2 separate regions of the Homo sapiens genome follow, and region 1 is linked to region 2. Evidence: read pairs that join two places in POLR2A ChIA-PET (ENCODE). Cell type or tissue: MCF 10A. All regions are shown on one strand. Links, peaks and the distances in the headings refer to the core of each region. The heading gives the core; the rest is flanking DNA. Region 1 holds the start of LOC124904527 (a long non-coding RNA gene). Region 2 overlaps LOC102723834 (a long non-coding RNA gene).

Evidence for each region. Peaks named below come from ENCODE experiments on the same cell type or tissue, not always from the same donor. Only the 100,000 strongest peaks of a DNase experiment are listed, where the experiment ranks them.
Region 1: POLR2A ChIA-PET joins it to region 2 with 12 read pairs; 14 of 35 experiments call an interaction of 5 or more read pairs at or near these places.

What each region holds. Positions count from the first base shown.
Region 1 is chr1:225,762,495-225,770,824 of GRCh38, forward strand. It overlaps LOC124904527 (a long non-coding RNA gene), which reads right to left and starts at 2,254. Exons shown (of 2, transcript XR_007066905.1): 1 at 2,110-2,254; 2 at 810-1,386. RefSeq lists enhancers at 4,194-5,689, 6,602-6,771 and a silencer at 5,813-5,984. In MCF 10A, for the core only: no CTCF peak of the experiment used is centred there; DNase peaks (open chromatin) are centred at 1,517, 4,657, 5,407, 5,797 and 1 weaker place.
Region 2 is chr1:225,696,807-225,705,136 of GRCh38, forward strand. LOC102723834 (a long non-coding RNA gene) reads left to right here. Exons shown (of 4, transcript XR_426933.4): 2 at 3,451-4,300. Among named protein-coding and RNA genes, the nearest start is that of ENAH, 48 kb to the left of the region's middle. RefSeq lists an enhancer at 2,950-4,149. In MCF 10A, for the core only: no CTCF peak of the experiment used is centred there; a DNase peak (open chromatin) is centred at 3,625.

The DNA.
Region 1 (8,330 bases), core at 51-8,050, 66 kb after region 2:
CGTGGCAAAAGACCCCGAATTGCTGGAATTAATGGGAAGACTAGAGCAGCTCTGGATAAGACACCAGTGAGGTAATGTCTGGTTTTTGTTAAATATCCCAAACAGATTACTCACTCTTGCTAGATAAAAGGTAAAGACACTGTCGTGCTATTAACACAAATCCTGCTGCAAACAGGGCCCCCACGGGTCCCTGGACTGGGAAGCTGCCATGCTGTTCAGTGGTGGGGGCGGGAGAGAGAGGCAGTCACAGTAAACATTGTCCAGAGAAGAAAACCAGTCAGCTCTGTGATCTTTGCAAACTCCTTTTTGTTAAGGAACCCAGAACACCAATGAGACCCTGGGAGGCTCATATTTGACAGAGCCAGAAAGAAGGTCCTTGGGAAAGATCCCTTCTCTCTGTCTTCAGTAGAACTTGGCAGAACTGGACAGCCAGGCCCAAAGGCTCCGCTGGCTCCTCTTACCCTCGGGGCCTTTGATTCTATACCTGGAGCAATTCCTTCCATTTACAGCACCTTTTTTTTTTTTTTTTTGAGACAAACTCTTACAAAGCCCAGGCTGGAATGCAATGGCATGATCTCAGCTCACTGCAACCTCTGACTCCCAAGTTCAAGTGATTCTCCTGCCTCAGCCTCCTGAGAAGCTGGGATTATAGGCCCGCACCACCAAGCCCGGCTAATTTTTGTATTTTTAGTAGAGATGGGGGTTTCACCATGTCGGCCAGGCTGGTCTTGAACTCCTAATCTCAGGTGATCCGCCCACCTCAGCCTCCCAAAGTGCTGGGATTACAGGCGTGAGCCCACCATGCTTGGCCTTTTTTTTTTTTTTTTTTTTTTTTTTTAATTATTTTTTGAGACATGGTCTCCCTCTGTGGCCCAGGCTGGAGTGCAGTGGCACGATCTTGGCTCACTGCAATCTCCACCTCCCAGGTTCAAGCGATTCTCCTGCCTCAGCCTCCTGAGTAGCTGGGATTACAGGCTTGTGCCACCACAGGCCAGCTAATTTTTGCAGTTTTAATAGAGATGGGGTTTAACCATATTGGCCAGACTGGTTTCAAACTGCTGACCTCAGGTGATCTGCCTGCCTCGGCCTCCCAAAGCTGGGATTACAGGCGTGAGCCACTGCCCCCGGCCCCATTTAAAGCACTTTACAAAGAATTTCCACATGCATTGTTTCAACTGCTCCTCATAAGAGCCTTGTAAGATGAGCTGAGAATATTGAGGCTCAGATTGGTTAAGTCGTCAAGCAGGGTCATGGCTGTTTTCCTCCATTTATTGAGAGTTGGATAAAAGTCTCCGAGGTAGTTCCCTTCTCAACCTTAGAGTCTAGGGTTGTCAGAGGCCTGGGAGAGGCTGAGAAGAGAGCCAGGGAATTGGCAGAGCTTCCGTTCTGCAAACAGACAAATGGAACACCAGGAAACTGGACCTTTTTCCCCAAGGATTCTTGCTTTTAGCCAAGTCATCCCACACACTCTCTGACTCTGTGGTAGGGTCCTTGAAATTTCATCTCACAATTTCCTGGCAGATATCAGGGCAGCGGATGGTAATCCCGTTATTGTTGGCCAGTCTCCCAAACAGGCCCAAATGCTGCCTGCTCGTCCTGTTGCAGACTTCCTCCTCCCCTCTACCATTGCCTGGCCAGCCGGCCTTTAATCTTGGTGGTGAGCTCTGCAACCTTGCCAAGAAGTCTCCCAGACAAGTGAAAGCTCCTTGTGATTGTGAGAAAACAGCAAGGCTGGCATCCCCATCACACCTGCCATCCCCCTCACTCACTTCCATTTATAAGCTTGCACTATATGCAGGACCTGCCTTTCAGAAGCCCTGAGACACAGTGAGGCTCACAGGAGCTGGGAACTCAGCTCCTTCAGACCTGGAAGGACCTGGGTCTGCGCTGGGAAATGTTTGTGCTCATCACGTCAGATGCATCATCCATGAACTTTTCCTCTGAAAAGCTCAGCACATCTCACTATGATTCTTGCTGCTCCCAGTTCCTCTTTCTAAAGGAAATCACCAGCCTCCTCTGGTACCTCAAAGCTTTAGTAATCAGGAACTAAATAACATGGAAAACATGGAGAATCGCATGGAGGCAAAACAGTACCACAGCTGTACCTACTATTTATAATGAAAGTCAGCCCAGAGTGCCTGCCTTTTTCATCATCTCTCAGTTATCCACATGCTCAACCTGGGGGACAGGAGGAACAGGGAGAAAATCATGATTATCCTGTGGTTCACTTTACAGTTTACAATGCATTTTTAAAATTTACATACACTTGGCCGGGCACGGTGGCTCACGCCTGTAGTCCCAGCATTTTAGGAGGCTGAGGCGGGTGGATCACTAGGTCAGGAGATCGAGACCATACCAGCTAACACGGTGAAACCCCATCTCTACTAAAAATACGAAAAAATTAGCCGGGCGTGGTGGCAGGTGCTTACAGTCCCAGCTACTCAGGAGGCTGAGGCAGGAGAATGGTGTGAACCCGGGAGGTGGAGCTCGCAGTGAGCCAAGATCACGCCACTGCACTCCAGCCTGGGCAACAGAGTGAGACTCCATCTCAAAAAAAAAAAAATTTACATACACTTAAAATATGTTATTTCTCTCAATTCTCAGAATAAAACCATATGGTACATAATAGATACAAATTTTGGTTTCTCTCTTTTTTCCCAATGAGGTTGGAAAGGAAGATATTACTATTTCTACCTTACCAAGGAGCAAATCAAGGTTGTAATTATTCAAAATCAAATAAATATATTGTAGTGGACTCTAAACTCAAATTCAGCTTTCCTGGTTATAAATGCCAGAATCCCAGATTCCTGGGATTTCTATACGACCCCTTCCTTCCTCTTAAGTCCTTTGCTCCCTGTGGAGCTGTAGCTTTGTTTTGTTTTATTTTATTTTAGAGACAGGGTCTCACTCTGTGAGACCAGTACACAGCATGATCCTGGCTCACTGCAGCCTCTACCTGCCAGGCTCAAGCAATTCTCCCACCTCAACCTCCCGAAGAACTGAGACCACAGGTGTGTGCCACCATGCCTGGCTAATTATTTTATTTTATTATTATTTTTGAGATGGAGTCATGCTCTGTTGCCCAGGCTGGAGTGCAGTGGCGCAATCTCGGCTCACTGCAGGCTCCGCCTCCCGGGTTCACGCCATTCTCCTGCCTCAGTCTCCCTAGTAGCTGGGACTACAGACGCCCGCCACCACGCCCGGCTAATTTTTTGTATTTTTAGTAGAGATGGGGTTTCACCGTGTTAGCCAGGATGGTCTTGATCTCCTGACCTCGTGGTCCGCCCACCTCAGCCTCCCAAAGTGCTGGGATTATAGGCATGAGCCACTGCGCCCAGCTTATTATTTTATTTTTTGTAGAGACAGGGTCTCGTTATGTTGCCCAGGCTGGTCTCGAACTCCTGGGCTCAAGCAATCCTCCCACATTAGCCTCTCAAAGTGTTAAGATTACAGGTGTGATCCACCACGCCAAGGCAATTTTACTTTATTGAGACAGTTCTCGCTATTGACCATGTTGGAGTCCAGTGGTACAATCACAGCTCATTGCAGCCTCTATTTCCTGGGCTTAAACGATCCTCCCACCTCAACCTCCCAAATAGCTAGGACTACAGGCAAATGCCACCATGTCAGGTTAATTTTTATTTTTTGTAAAGATGGGGTCTTGCTATGTTGCCCAGGCTGGTCTCAAACTCCTGGGCTCAAGCAGTCCTCCTGCTTCAGCCTCCTAAAGTGCTGGGATTATAGGCATGAGCCACTGTGCCTGGCCTATAGCTTTAAAAATTTCCCCAGTGTATACCATCCTCACTATTCCCAGGCACAGTTCTAAGTAATTGAAGTCTACTGAGGTAGGTATCAATATTATTCCCATTCTCTAGATGACGAAACTGGTGCATGTAGCAGTTAGGAAATATGCCCAAAGGTACACTGCTCGTAAGCGGCAGAGCAGGAATATGAATCCAGCCAGTCTGGTTCCGGAGTCTGCATTCTTGATCACTGCACTATACCAACTTTCACTTTGTTGTGAGCACCTGCCTATCTCAGACATCAGTCAGTAAGTCCCTTGAAGGCAAGAACTGTCCTTTGATCCTTATTCCTGAGCCCTAGGCATTACATTTGGCACAGAGTATATGCTCAATAACCATCTATTCATGCATCTGAACAAATGCATGGATAACTGGTCAGGAGGGGACGCCAGCAGAAAGGCCACCTGTTTAAACCTAAAATCGCAGAACTCAAACTGGTCCTCCATTCTTTCTTCTGCTTTTCTCTAAGATATTACATAGCCACAAAAGCAGATTCTTGATTCCAATCTAGTCCATCCTTTCATAGACTTTGAGTGATCAGCCCTCCCTAAGGCAGTGCCCCTCTCAAGGACCCAATGCAGAGCTGCTGGGGACCCCGCCCGAGGTCCATCTTTAGGCTCCCAGGGCTACACTTCTGTGTCAGGGTTTAGGTCAGCAGGATTCACACAGAAACTGGAAATCAGACCCATGGACGGCATCTACGGTGAAGTGGAATCAAACGGTAAGGGCTTCCCAGAACATCCGAGTGAATCAGCTGCTCAGGCTGGGACGAATCCAGAACACATGCCCACAAGGGGTGGCAAGTTGTAAATTGAGATCTAATATGAGCCATCTGGTCTGGCAAAATGGCCAACTGGAGAGATGGGAGCCTGGAAACTGCCCAGAAGCAAACTTATCTTGGGGAAATGATGAGTCAGCTCTGTCCAAAAACAAAAGCCTTTAATGAAGTCCTTCACAGTAAGCCCCACAGAATCTTTCTGGAGCAGCTAGAGTTAAGTAACTCCATCTAAAGGTTACCTCTGGTTTCAAAGTTTTCAGATGCCTGGTTCCAGGCTTGGGTGTAACAGAGCATGAACACAGGCGAGGTAAACCCACACTGCTTTGTGGGGGTGGGATGGGATTCAAGAATCATTTCACAGCCAGATAGATGTGTCAGGTAAGATGTGACGAGACATGCAGGACTAGCTGGGGTCCAGCATTTCCCCCTAGCATGGGGACAGTTTAGCCTTGGTCCTGGAGGACAGCTTTTCAGTGTCTTCTCCCAGCCACAGTCGCTAAAAAGCAACCAATTACCAGGTCTAATTATCTTCCTTCAGCCTCTTTACTGGCAGCAGCTGCCAAGGCTCTTGCCAAAACTCTGCTTCACCAACATCCTGATCCAAAAAGCCCCAAGTCAACGAGGAGAAGGCTCTGCGGGCCCAGAACAGCTGTGAGGCTTCCCAACACCAAGACGGGGCACAAGAGGTCAGCGCCGGGAGCTTCAAAGCAACTTGCCCCCTTGAGCCCCCTTGGCCTCAGCATCTGGATGGAGGAGAAGCAGTGGCGCCAGCCACCTGGAACCACACCAGAAAATGACACAACGGCAATCAACACACTGGCCCCAACCACCCCCGCCCCAGGAAGTTAGGAAGCTTTTTAAAGGCCTTGTTTGTGCTTGTGGTGGAAGCTCCAAGGTCAGGGCTGGCCTAGAGCTCAGTGTGTGCCTCACAGCTGAGCGTAGCTGGGAGGTATGTCAGGAATTCTCTAGGTCGGGGCTGGGGGTCTCTCAGGGCACCATGCCACTGCTGATCCCTACTTCCTTGCACTCCAAAGTAGCTTGCCTACTTCTGCCCACAGGTGAGCCTGAGACCTGATTAGCCTCTTCCTGCACGGAACAAGAGGTAGCTTCCTCCTGAAAGATGTCCTGAGTCGCAGAAGCATTCTCTGACTTGCACAAGAATGAGTCTCCAAAACCCCAGTCACCTGGGGGGCCTGGACTTGTCTGAGCAGGGAGTGGGGAAAACCAGGCGGCCATCCACTCGGCCTCCAACCTTGCAGCCCCAGGGGAAGAAGGGCCAGGTGCAGTTTGCTGGGCAGTTATGAAACTTGAGAAGCTGGAGTGACTTTGGGCTGGTGCTTTGAGAACAGGGAGGTATTGTGTGATGAGGCGCAGAGCGGGTATAGAATACCCAACAGTTCATGCACAAACACGATCCCAGCCTTGTGCAGAGAAAGGGGCTTCCAGGGGCCTGGGTGGTTTCAAACTGGAATGTGAGGAGAAAGGTAGTGCCCATGAGGCTGTTGGTGACCCATACCCAGGAGGAGGCCCAGAAGCCAAGCCAGCCCTCACCCCTACGCACAGACAGTTCCACAGATCTCAACACGTATGCCCTGAGACATCATCTCTGGGGATACAGAAATTCTATCCGTCAGCAATTAAAGAATATTTTCTTAAAACTTGGGTGGGTATCTTCCCCATGTGTTGTCATCTTGGTCATCAGTAAATACCCACTGAGCAGGACTATCTGCATGGTCCTGTCAGAGGTATTATGGTCACAAAGGCCAGTGCCTGCCCTCCCGGGCCCTGCGTCCTGACGACAGGGCACCAATCGTAAGAGGCAGCAAAATAGCTGGAGATTGAGCAACCAGACACACCAGCCTTGCAACTGGTCAAACAAGAGATGCAGTGCACCTCATCTGTGCACTACAAACAAAAGCTTTACATGTTTTACAATTTTTCTCTCTCACAGTGGCTGGAAAGCTGGATGAGGTGAGAAGAGAATAAGAGCAAAGCAGAGAAATTGGGTAGAGAAAGTGATAATGGAGTGATAAGCCAGGGGAGCTGGGAACAGTGGCTCTCAGGTCTGAGTCGAGAAGGATCCAGGACAGACACCTAATTGGTTATGATTTCACCCCCCCTCTCTGGGCTTATCTTCTCCATCTGTCCTCCCACAGTTCCCAGCTCAGGGCGCTGAGCTCTGATAGTTCTCAAACCCTTTTCTCCCTTTACTTACTGCGAGAAAGCTGTGGTTATCAGCATGCTGGCTCTTGCAGCCCCAGGTGCCACACTAAGCTCCTAGGCCAGTCCCTAACCCTGTTGCCTCTAAAAAAAATTAAGTCGAGACAGGGAGGTGGGAGGACCTTCCACACCATGTTCCAGTCCTCACTGCCCACTCCAGTGCCTTCTTTCTCAAACGGTCATCTCAGACATCTCTGCCATATTCCCACCCCCAACTTCCCCCTGGAGAAGGGCTGCATCTGCTTCCTAAAAGCTTGTCTTCTGGGCCTTTTCTCATGCCCACCTTGTATCTGAAAGCCTGACCATTCCATCAGTCATCATCTGACCTTTATTTCCCAAATCCAGCTCCTCTCTGCAGCTTTCCCTAATTGCCACCCCCAATTAACCAGTCCCAATGAACCTGAGCAGAGGCTCAGCAGAATTTTGGGACTCGATCGTAAACACAGCTTATTATAGCTAGTGGTATATGCAGACATTACCTTATTCATGTTGTGTCCTCCCCACAACCTCCACAAAACCCAAGTGAGCCTTTGCGCCATGTTGGACTGCATGACTGATGACATGACAGCTGTGATCAATCAAGATTCCGCAATCACCATTCTGCAGGCCACTGGGAGCTTTTCTACACCAAAGCCCTCTGCTGAGTGGAGATGTCATCTGATTTATTAATTAATGCAAACACTGTTCATCCAAATGCTCCAGGGCATGGTTTAAAAAAAAAACAGAACGTTTAAAAAATGATAAAAATAACTTTTGCCAGCATAGAAATAGCTGAAGTTTTCTTGTTGTTGTTGTTTTTGTTTTGAGACAGAGTTTCGCTCTTGTTGCCCAGGTTGGAGTGCAATGGCACAATCTCAGCTCACTGCAACCTCCACCTCCCAGGTTCAAGCAATTCTCCTGCCTCAGCCTCCCGAGTAGCTGGGATTACAGGTGCGTGCCACTACACCCGGCTAATTTTTTGTATTTTTAGTAGAGATGGGGGTTTCTTCATGTTGGTCAGGCTGGTCTTGAACTCCTGACCTCAGGTAATCTGCCCGCTTCGGCCTCCCGAAGTGCTGGGAATACAGGCGTGAGCCACCACGCCAGCCTAGCTGAAGTTTTATTCCTGGCCCTTTCATCCCAGCAGCAATTCTTCCCTCCCCAGCCCCATCACACCCCTCTTCCCCCTGCAGCACCCCCACCCAGGTCGCTGTCCCCCTTTCCCACCTTCCCTACCGTGCTTCTTTGTCAATTAACAGAATTCCTGCCGCTGTTTGCTAATTGGGTTAATGGAGTGACTGCATAATTGTTCTCTCTCTCTTCACAGCCCAACTCACTATACTGGCTGCTTTCCGACAACCTACCTCTCAGCTGTTCCAGGATCACTAATTTGCAACAACAGCTTCCATTGTCGTCCACATCTGGGACTTCGGGATTTTAAGTGAATCTCTCTAAGGCGGAGAACAGAAGATGCTGCTATTTTGGTTTGTCTGGTCTACAATGGGGCCATTCTGCGGAGTTTCTGTTCAGTGCGGGGCTGCCCGGGTGAA
Region 2 (8,330 bases), core at 91-8,090:
GCTGGAACTACAAGAGCATGCCACCAGGCTTAGCTAATTATAAAAAAAAAAATTTGTTTTAGAGGCAGGGTCCCAATAGGTGCTTGGGCTGCTCTTGAACTCCTGAGCTCAAGTGATCCTCCCATCTTGGCCTCCCAAAGCACCGGGATTACAACCCTGAACCACTGCACCTGTCTGGCTCAAACTTGCTCATTTTTAACTGGTAATCATTTCAGAAATTTTATGAGACAGAGAGAGAAAGAAAAGGATGCTCCTAGGCCTGTACATACAACAAGTTGGCCATGGAGTCATAGTAATTTGGGGCCAGTCCTCTATAAAATAGTAATAATAACTGTATCTACCTCCTGAGGTTGTTGTGAGACCTATCTACAGCAATACAGAAGTTGCTTCGAACAATGTCAGGCACAGAGTAAGTGGTAATCAATGCTAGCTAGTATTATTCTTCCTCAACTCTTCAGACACTGATTCACTACCCTCACCGCAGGGAAAGAGTTAAAACTAGACATATTTAGCTGTAATGACTAGAAAAATTGAGCAGAAAATCTTTCCAAAAAGTTTTGACTTGGAGAAAGGAGGTTTATGGTTCTGTTCCCTGAAAGCTATGGCCTAGCGGGGGACAGTCTCTGCCCAGCAGGAGAGAAACCCTACCGTCACTGAGGCTAAGTTAGCAGAAGACTGTTCTCTTAAGAATGGAGGCTGGGAGGGCCTTTTGGTCTTTGGATAGTTCAAAGCATTTCTCAAAGCTTTACTAGTGGGGCAAGAAATACTCAGTAAAACCTGAAATAGCCCCTGCCAGGGCTGATGGCCAACAGCTGTGGGAATGGCAGCTGCTGTGACCCACGTCACTGCACCCGACCCAGGCATGGGGATCCCTGACAAGTGGTCATGAGAGTCTCACATTTTTAATCTGTCTGGAAGCCAATGGGAGGTGTAAGGAAGCCAGATTCTGATCCCTAACAGTGGCATCCAATCAATTTGTGTAAATTTCTCATCGTGATCCCTTCCTCCTTACCATGGAGTTGGAGAGAAAGGGAGAATTCCCACACTTTGGCAATATGAAAGGACTATTCTGTAATCCTATTTTCAGGACAGTTTTCCTTCCTTTTAAAAATCCAGGTTGGCTGGGCTTGGTGGCTCATGCCTGTGTAATCTCAGCACTTTGGGAGGCCGAGGTGGGCGGATCACGAGGTCAGGAGATCAAGACCATCCTGGCTAACACTGTGAAACCCCGTCTCTACTAAAAAATACAAAAAATTAGCCGGGCGTGGTGGCGGGTGCCTGTAGTCCCAGCTGCTCGGGAGGCTGAGGCAGGAGAATGGCATGAACTCGGGAGGCGGAACTTGCAGTGAGCCGAGATCGTGCCATTGCACTCCAGACTGGGTGACAGAGTGAGACTCCGTCTCAAAAAAAAAAAATCTGCCTGTAATCCCATCACTCTGGGAGGCCGAGGTGGGTGGATCATGAGGTCAGGAGTTCAAGACCAGCCTGGCCAAGATGGTGAAACCCCATCCTACTAAAAATACAAAAAAATTAGCCAGGTGTGGTGGTGGGCGCCTGTAATCCCAGCTGAGGCACAGAATTGCTTGAACCCAGGAGGCAGAGCTGGCAGTGAGCCAAGATCACACCACTGCACTCCAGCCTGGGTGAAAAAGCGAGACTCCATCTCAAAAAAAAACAAAAAAAATTTTCAGATAAATTTCTCATCAGAATAGAATTCTATACCTGGGGCCCTTTGAATACTGTTTTGAATGTTGAACTTCATTTGAGGTGAAATAATGATGCTAACTCACATTTATTAAGCATTTACAATATGTCTTGCACCCCTGCAGGCACTTTATATCTATTTAATTTAATCATATAATGCTTATCTCTAATACCAAGGTTACATACTAGTGAGTGCCAAAGGTGGAATCCAACTCACCTTTTTCTTTTCTTTTCTCTTTTTTTTCCTTTTTTTTTTTTTTTTTCGATGGTGTCTCACTCTGCCACCCAGGCTGGAGTGCAGTGGCATGAGTTTGGTTCACTGCAATGTTTGCCTCTTGGGTTCAAGCGACTCTCTTGCCTCAGCCTCCCAAGTAGCTGGGATTATAGGTGTGTGCCACCAGGCCCAGCTAATTTTTGTATTTTTAGTAGAGACGAGGTATCACCATGTTGGCCAGGCTGGTCTTGAACTACTGACCTCAAGGGATCCGCCTGCCTCAGCCTCTCAAAATTCTGGGATTACAGGTGTGAGCCACTGTGTCTGGCCTAACACCTTTTTCTTTATAGAAAGCTGCCTGGTTTTTGAAGGAAGTCTTGAAACAATTTTTTTCTTCTTAAAAGTACTTTATAAAGTCTTTTGATTATAAAAATAATGTATGCTTATAATAGAAATTTTGGAAAATGCAAAATGTGTAAAGAAGTAGTAATTCTACTACTCCACATGTAACTGCTGTTAATATTTTAAATTCTCCTAAGGTATTTTTCTGCACATTTATTGATAATATTTCTTTTTTCTCCAAATTGTGATCTTAAAACTTTTAGACTTTCCAAAGATTTTGTAAACTTCTTTGAAATACCAGGAAGCCCATCTAACCCAGTGCAGCAAGTATGGACTTTTGAAGTTCAAACATAGTTTGGAAAATTGACCACACGGTTTCCAAGAGGAAACTAAAATTGGCAAAATGCCCTTTTCCACCCTGATAGGGGCTTTAAATGCCTAACCATTTGTTTTGCTGGCAGCAGGACCATTTTTTAGTGGCAACCAATGACTATTAGTGCCAATAAAAGTTCTTAAACCCCTCACAGCATTAATCATGCTCCAGATGTTACAAAAGTTGAGTGACCGAAAATGTACATACATTGAAGTCTTCAGCTGCTGCCTCAAGGTCATGGGGATTTCAGCTTCATTCTCTTAATTCAGAGTTAAGCCAGACCCCATCAGTGAGATTTCAGCCTCATTATAAACCACAGAGGCTTCATTTTGCATATATTTCAGCATTTTATATTTTCCTTTGGCCACTCTCATAGTGTATGTGTTCCTTTAAAACATCTCCTCTTTGATGAATAGTCCTTCCTGGGGCCCTTTTGTAGGCATGAGAGATTATACTCTGTTTTGATTCTATCTTTGCCCCTGAGATACCAACCAGTAGCATTCTTCCCACTTTGTCTGATCAAATGGAATTATTTTTAGAAGAAGCTGCTGTGTTTGAAAGACAGCTTATAATCTTAAAAAAGCCCTTTACATTGCAGACATATGGGCTTCTTGACAGTGTGTGTCTAGAATTGCAATGTTTTCTCTGCCCAGAGGACTACCTTTGAATTCACCCTTTCTGCTTGTGTGTGTCTGTAAAGATAAATGAATTGCTTTGGCACTGAATATAGTAACTGTAGCGTGCATCATTTCTGACAACTACTTCCTGAACTTCTTCCCTGAGTTTTGTACCAACTGTTCTCATTGGTTCTCCGCAGAGCTCGTGGCACAGAGGAAAATGGACATAAGGTAGCGGTAACAGGCTGGCGACTGTGGCTTTTACACATTGCTTCACACAACCCTGTCCAGGAGTTTTACACACTCACTAAACAAACAGAAGACACCATCCAATTCACTGGAGCCCCGTTGGATAAATACGGAAAGAATGTGGGAGCTATGTCATGAACCACAATGGTTTTGTGTTCTGTGTAATTTGAAGACGAGATTCCTTTGCTGTGTGTCACCTCCCATATTACCACTGTCGCCCAACATTTCATAACCATCAACTCTTTGCCAGTGCCCACATGCAAAGATGGGTTTGTATTAAAAAATAAATGAGAACAGCACATTCTGATGTGGTGTAGTATATCAGCATTTTCCATGAAACCTCGTCTCCGGCCTTCCCCTTTTAGGAAACAAAGGACCCGTGACAGAGCCTACTTATCCCGTTACAGCTCCTGGTGAGAAGGGCGAAGCCATGTCAGAAATAATAGAAAAGGCTTTTTCCTTTGAAATATCTAAACGTTCAAAGATGGGAACAGCCGCAGGGGGGAGAATACTGTGCTATGCAAGTTGATCTGATTTTGTGGACCATCCATTTCCAATTGGGAAGCTCACTTACTTTCAACTTGAAGCATCAGAAAACCAGACTTACAGCAGCTTCAGCCTATAGGGGTTTATTTTTCTCATGTAACAAGAAGAACAGAAGTGGACAGAGGCCGAGTTCTCAAGGACTCAGTTTCTTTCTGTCCCACCAACCTTACCATGTTGGATTGTCATCTTTGTGCTTGTTGCCTCATGATGGCAAGATGGCTGCAGCACCTCTGGGACTCACGACTGATTTTTAAGGTAGGAAGAAGGGGACAGGACTGTACTAGCCAGATGGCTTCCTTTCATCTGGAAAGCAAAAGGTTTCCCTGAATCCTCAGCAGATTTCTGCTGTCTTCCCATTGGCCAGAACTGTGTCACATGGTCACTTTTAATAGGTTTAAAAATGAGTTTTTCTTGGGAATATTGCTGGCTTGAACTAAATTGTGGTTCTGTTAGTGCAAAAAAGAGGAGTGGGTGGAGTTTGGTCACATACCTCACACAGCCGCTCTTCTTAAGATGCTACTTAGAGGATGGTAGGGACTGAGAGGAGGAGGCAGAAGGAGCATAGCGACCTCTTTGGAGATGTAAGTGACTGTCTACATCATGTGTTTGTAGAGCCATGGGAATCAAAAATAACTCTTGCGATAGATTAGCAGCCCCAAACTTTTTGTTCACATGCGAAAATCTCTGTAATGAATTGTTAGTTCCGTGTTACAATTATTATGAAAATCTGCTGTGTTTAAATTATTGGGAAAGTAAAAGTATGATTTTTAAAAGGTAAATCTGACCATTTTGCCCACCCCTGGCTTAAAATCCTTCAGGAGATTTCCATAGCTCTTGAGATAAAATGCACCATCCTTGGCATGGGCTCTAGAGACCTACAGGACACTATTTTAGCAGCCTCCTGTGTGTCTGTCTGCTCCAGGGCTCTCTCTCTGTCCCTCCTTTTCCCTAGAACCCTCTTTCCCCATTTGGGGCCTTGCAGCCCCTGCTTATTCTTCAGCTCTAAGATGAAGGGTTCCTTAGAGAAGCATTCCTTTACCCATCAGCCTGGCTTTGGGCACCCCAATAGGAGCGCTGAGTATTCTGATCGTCTCTTTAGCATTAATTTTTAATTTTTATTTATTTTATTTTATTTTTGAGACAGAATTTCACTTTTGTTGCCCAGGCTGGAGTGCAGTGGCACGATCTCAGCTCACTGCAACCTCCGCCTCCCGGGTTCAAGCAATTCTCTGCCTCAGCCTCCCGAGTAGCTGGGATTACAGGTGCCCGCCACCATGCCAGGCTAATTTTTTTGTATTTTTAGTAGAGATGGAGTTTCACCATGTTGGCCAGGCTGGTCTTGAACTCCTGACGTCAGGTGATCCACCTGCTTTGGCCTCGCAAAGTGCTGGGATTACAGGCATGAGCCACCATGCCCAGTGGTATTTATTTTTATAATTAATTATAAAAAATAATTAATTCTCAGTAAATTGTTTCAATTCTGCTTTCCCTGCTAGAATGTTAACTTTATGAAGGCCCCGTTGTTCTTTTTTCCTACTTGATTTGTAGCACCTAGTTGGGTGCCTGCTATGTAGTAAGCACTTAAAAAAATGTGTATTGAATGAATGAAATGAAATTTTAAAAGTATGAAGCTGCTTTGTTGATACCACATATTGGTGCCCATCAAAATACTGTCCTCGAACTGGTGTTGGCCTGCAAACTCTTCACTATTCATCTACAACAAGATAAGTCAGAAATTGAGAGGATTTAGAAACTCTTATAACAATTATCAAATTGTATGCAATGATTAGGAGATTTTTTCTTTTTTGAGACAGGGTCCTGCTCTGTCACCCAGGCTGGGGTGCAGTGGCACGATCAAAGCTCACTGCAATCTTGAACTCCTGGGCTCAAGTGATCCTCTTGCCTCATCCTTCTGAATAGCAGCTGGGACTATAGGTGTGAGCCACCACATCCAGCTAATTCTTTTTTTTTTTTTTTAAGAGATGGGGGTCTCATGTTGCCCAGGCTGGTCTTGAACTCCTGGGCTCAAAGGATTCTCCCACCTCAGCCTCCCAAAATGCTGGATTTACAAGTGTAAGCCATTGTGCCTAGCCAGATTTTTTTTTTTTTTTTAAGATGGAGTTTTGCCCTTGTCGCCCAGGCTGGAGTGCAATAGCACAATCTCAGCTCACTGCAGCCACCGCCTCCCGGGTTCAAGCAATTCTCCTGCTTCAGCCTCCCGAGTAGCTGGGATTACAGACACCCGCCACCATGCCCAGCTAATTTTTTGTATTTTTAATAGAGACGGGGTTTCACCATGTTGGCCAGGCTGGTCTTGGACTCCTGACCTCAGGTGATTTACCCACCTCAGCCTCTCAAAGTGCTGGGATTACAGGCATGAACCACCACGCCCAGCCCCCAGAAATTTTTAAAAATAAAATCAAATTGGCCAAGCGTGGTGGCTCGCCCCTGTAATCCCAGCACTTTGGGAGGCCAAGGCGGGTGGATCACGAGGTCAGGAGATCGAGACCATCCTGGCTAACAAGGTGAAACCCCGTCTCTACTAAAAATACAAAAAATTAGCCAGGCGTGGTGGCAGGCGCCTGTAGTCCCAGCTACTCGGGAGGCTGAGGCAGGAGAATGGTATGAACCCGGGAGGCGGAGCCTGCAGTGAGCTGAGATCACGCCACTGCACTCCAGCCTGGGTGACAGAGCGAGACTCCGTCTCAAAAAAGAAAAAAAATCAAATTAGTCCTTCGCACAGTTTGAGAAACACTGCTATGGGTTAGATACTGCAAACTATCATTACACTAATAAAATGCAAACACTTCTGAAGCTTCAGGAGCTCAGAAGCCACTGTCAGCCGCATGGGAAGCCGGCAGGTCAACAACAACCTCCTGCAAGAGGGAAACCATATAGCCCCCACATCCCCTTCCCACTTCCTGAGTGGAATCTTAACTCCTTAACTTCCCAGCAAGTTATTTAACCCAGCTGCCTCAGTTTCCTCATGTGTAAATGGGGATTATAAAAGAACCTTCTTCACAGTGTTATTTTGAAAGATTACGTGGGGGCAACTATATGCAAAGCGTTTAGTGCAGAATCTGTCTCCAGTATACACTAGCTAAGCATCTGCTATTATTATTACTTGCAAACCATTTTGCAAAAAATAAAAGAAGATTTTTTTAAAAAAAAACAGTTTTGATTAAAATAACACCTCAAATACAACAGCACACTGAACAGAGATGGTATCAAGCCTACACTGAGAGCAAAGTGCCTGCTGGGAGGATATGCAGTTGTGTGTGCCTGAGGCCTGGCTCTGACCTCATATCAAGGAAAATATTTGCATGGCAGAGCTGTTATATTCATGCGTGATTCTTTTTTCTTTTCTTTTCTTTTTTTTTTTTTTTTTTTTTTTTTTGAGACGGAGTCTTGCTCTGTCGCCCAGGCTGGAGTGCAGTGGCGCGATCTCTGCTCACTGAAAGCTCCGCCTCCTGGGTTCATGCCATTCTCCTGCCTCAGCCTCCCAAGTAGCTGGGACTACAGGCGCCCGCCACCATACCTGGCTAATTTTTTTGTGGTTTTTCAGTAGAGACGGGGTTTTACCATGTTAGCCAGGATGGTCTCGATCTCCTGACCTCATGATCCACCTGCCTTGGTCTCCCAAAGTGAGGCCTTGGCCTCTTTTTTTTTTTTTTTTTTTTTTGTGAGATGGAGTTTCGCTGTTGTTGCCCAGGCTGCAGTGCAATGGTGTGACCTTGGCTGACTGCAACCTCTGCCTCCCGGGTTCAAGTGAGTCTCCTGTCTTAGCCTCTGGAGTAGCTGGGATTACAGGCACACACCACCATGCCCGGCTTATTTTTTGTATTTTCAGTAGAGACAGGGTTTCGCCTTGTTGGCCAGACTGGTTTCAAACTCCTGACCTCAGGTGATCCACTCTCCTCGGCCTCCCAAAGTGCCGGGATTACAGGCATAAGCCACGAGCCCAGCCTCATGCATAATTCTTACAGGGGAAAACTTGCAAACTGAACAGAGAGAGAGAGGGATGACTCTTTTTTTGTTTTTTCATTACTATTATATTTTTTTCTAACTCAGGAAATGGCTGAAATTCTATCATTAAGACTGCAGGCTGGGTGCAGTGGTTCACGCCATCCCAGCACTTTTGGGAGGCCGAGGCGGGCGGATCACCTGAGGTCAGGAGTTGGAAACCAGCCTGGCCAACATGGTAGTCTCTACTAAAAATACAAAATTAGCTGGGCATGGTGGCGCATGCCTGTAATCCCAGCTACTCGGGAGGCTGAGGCAGGAG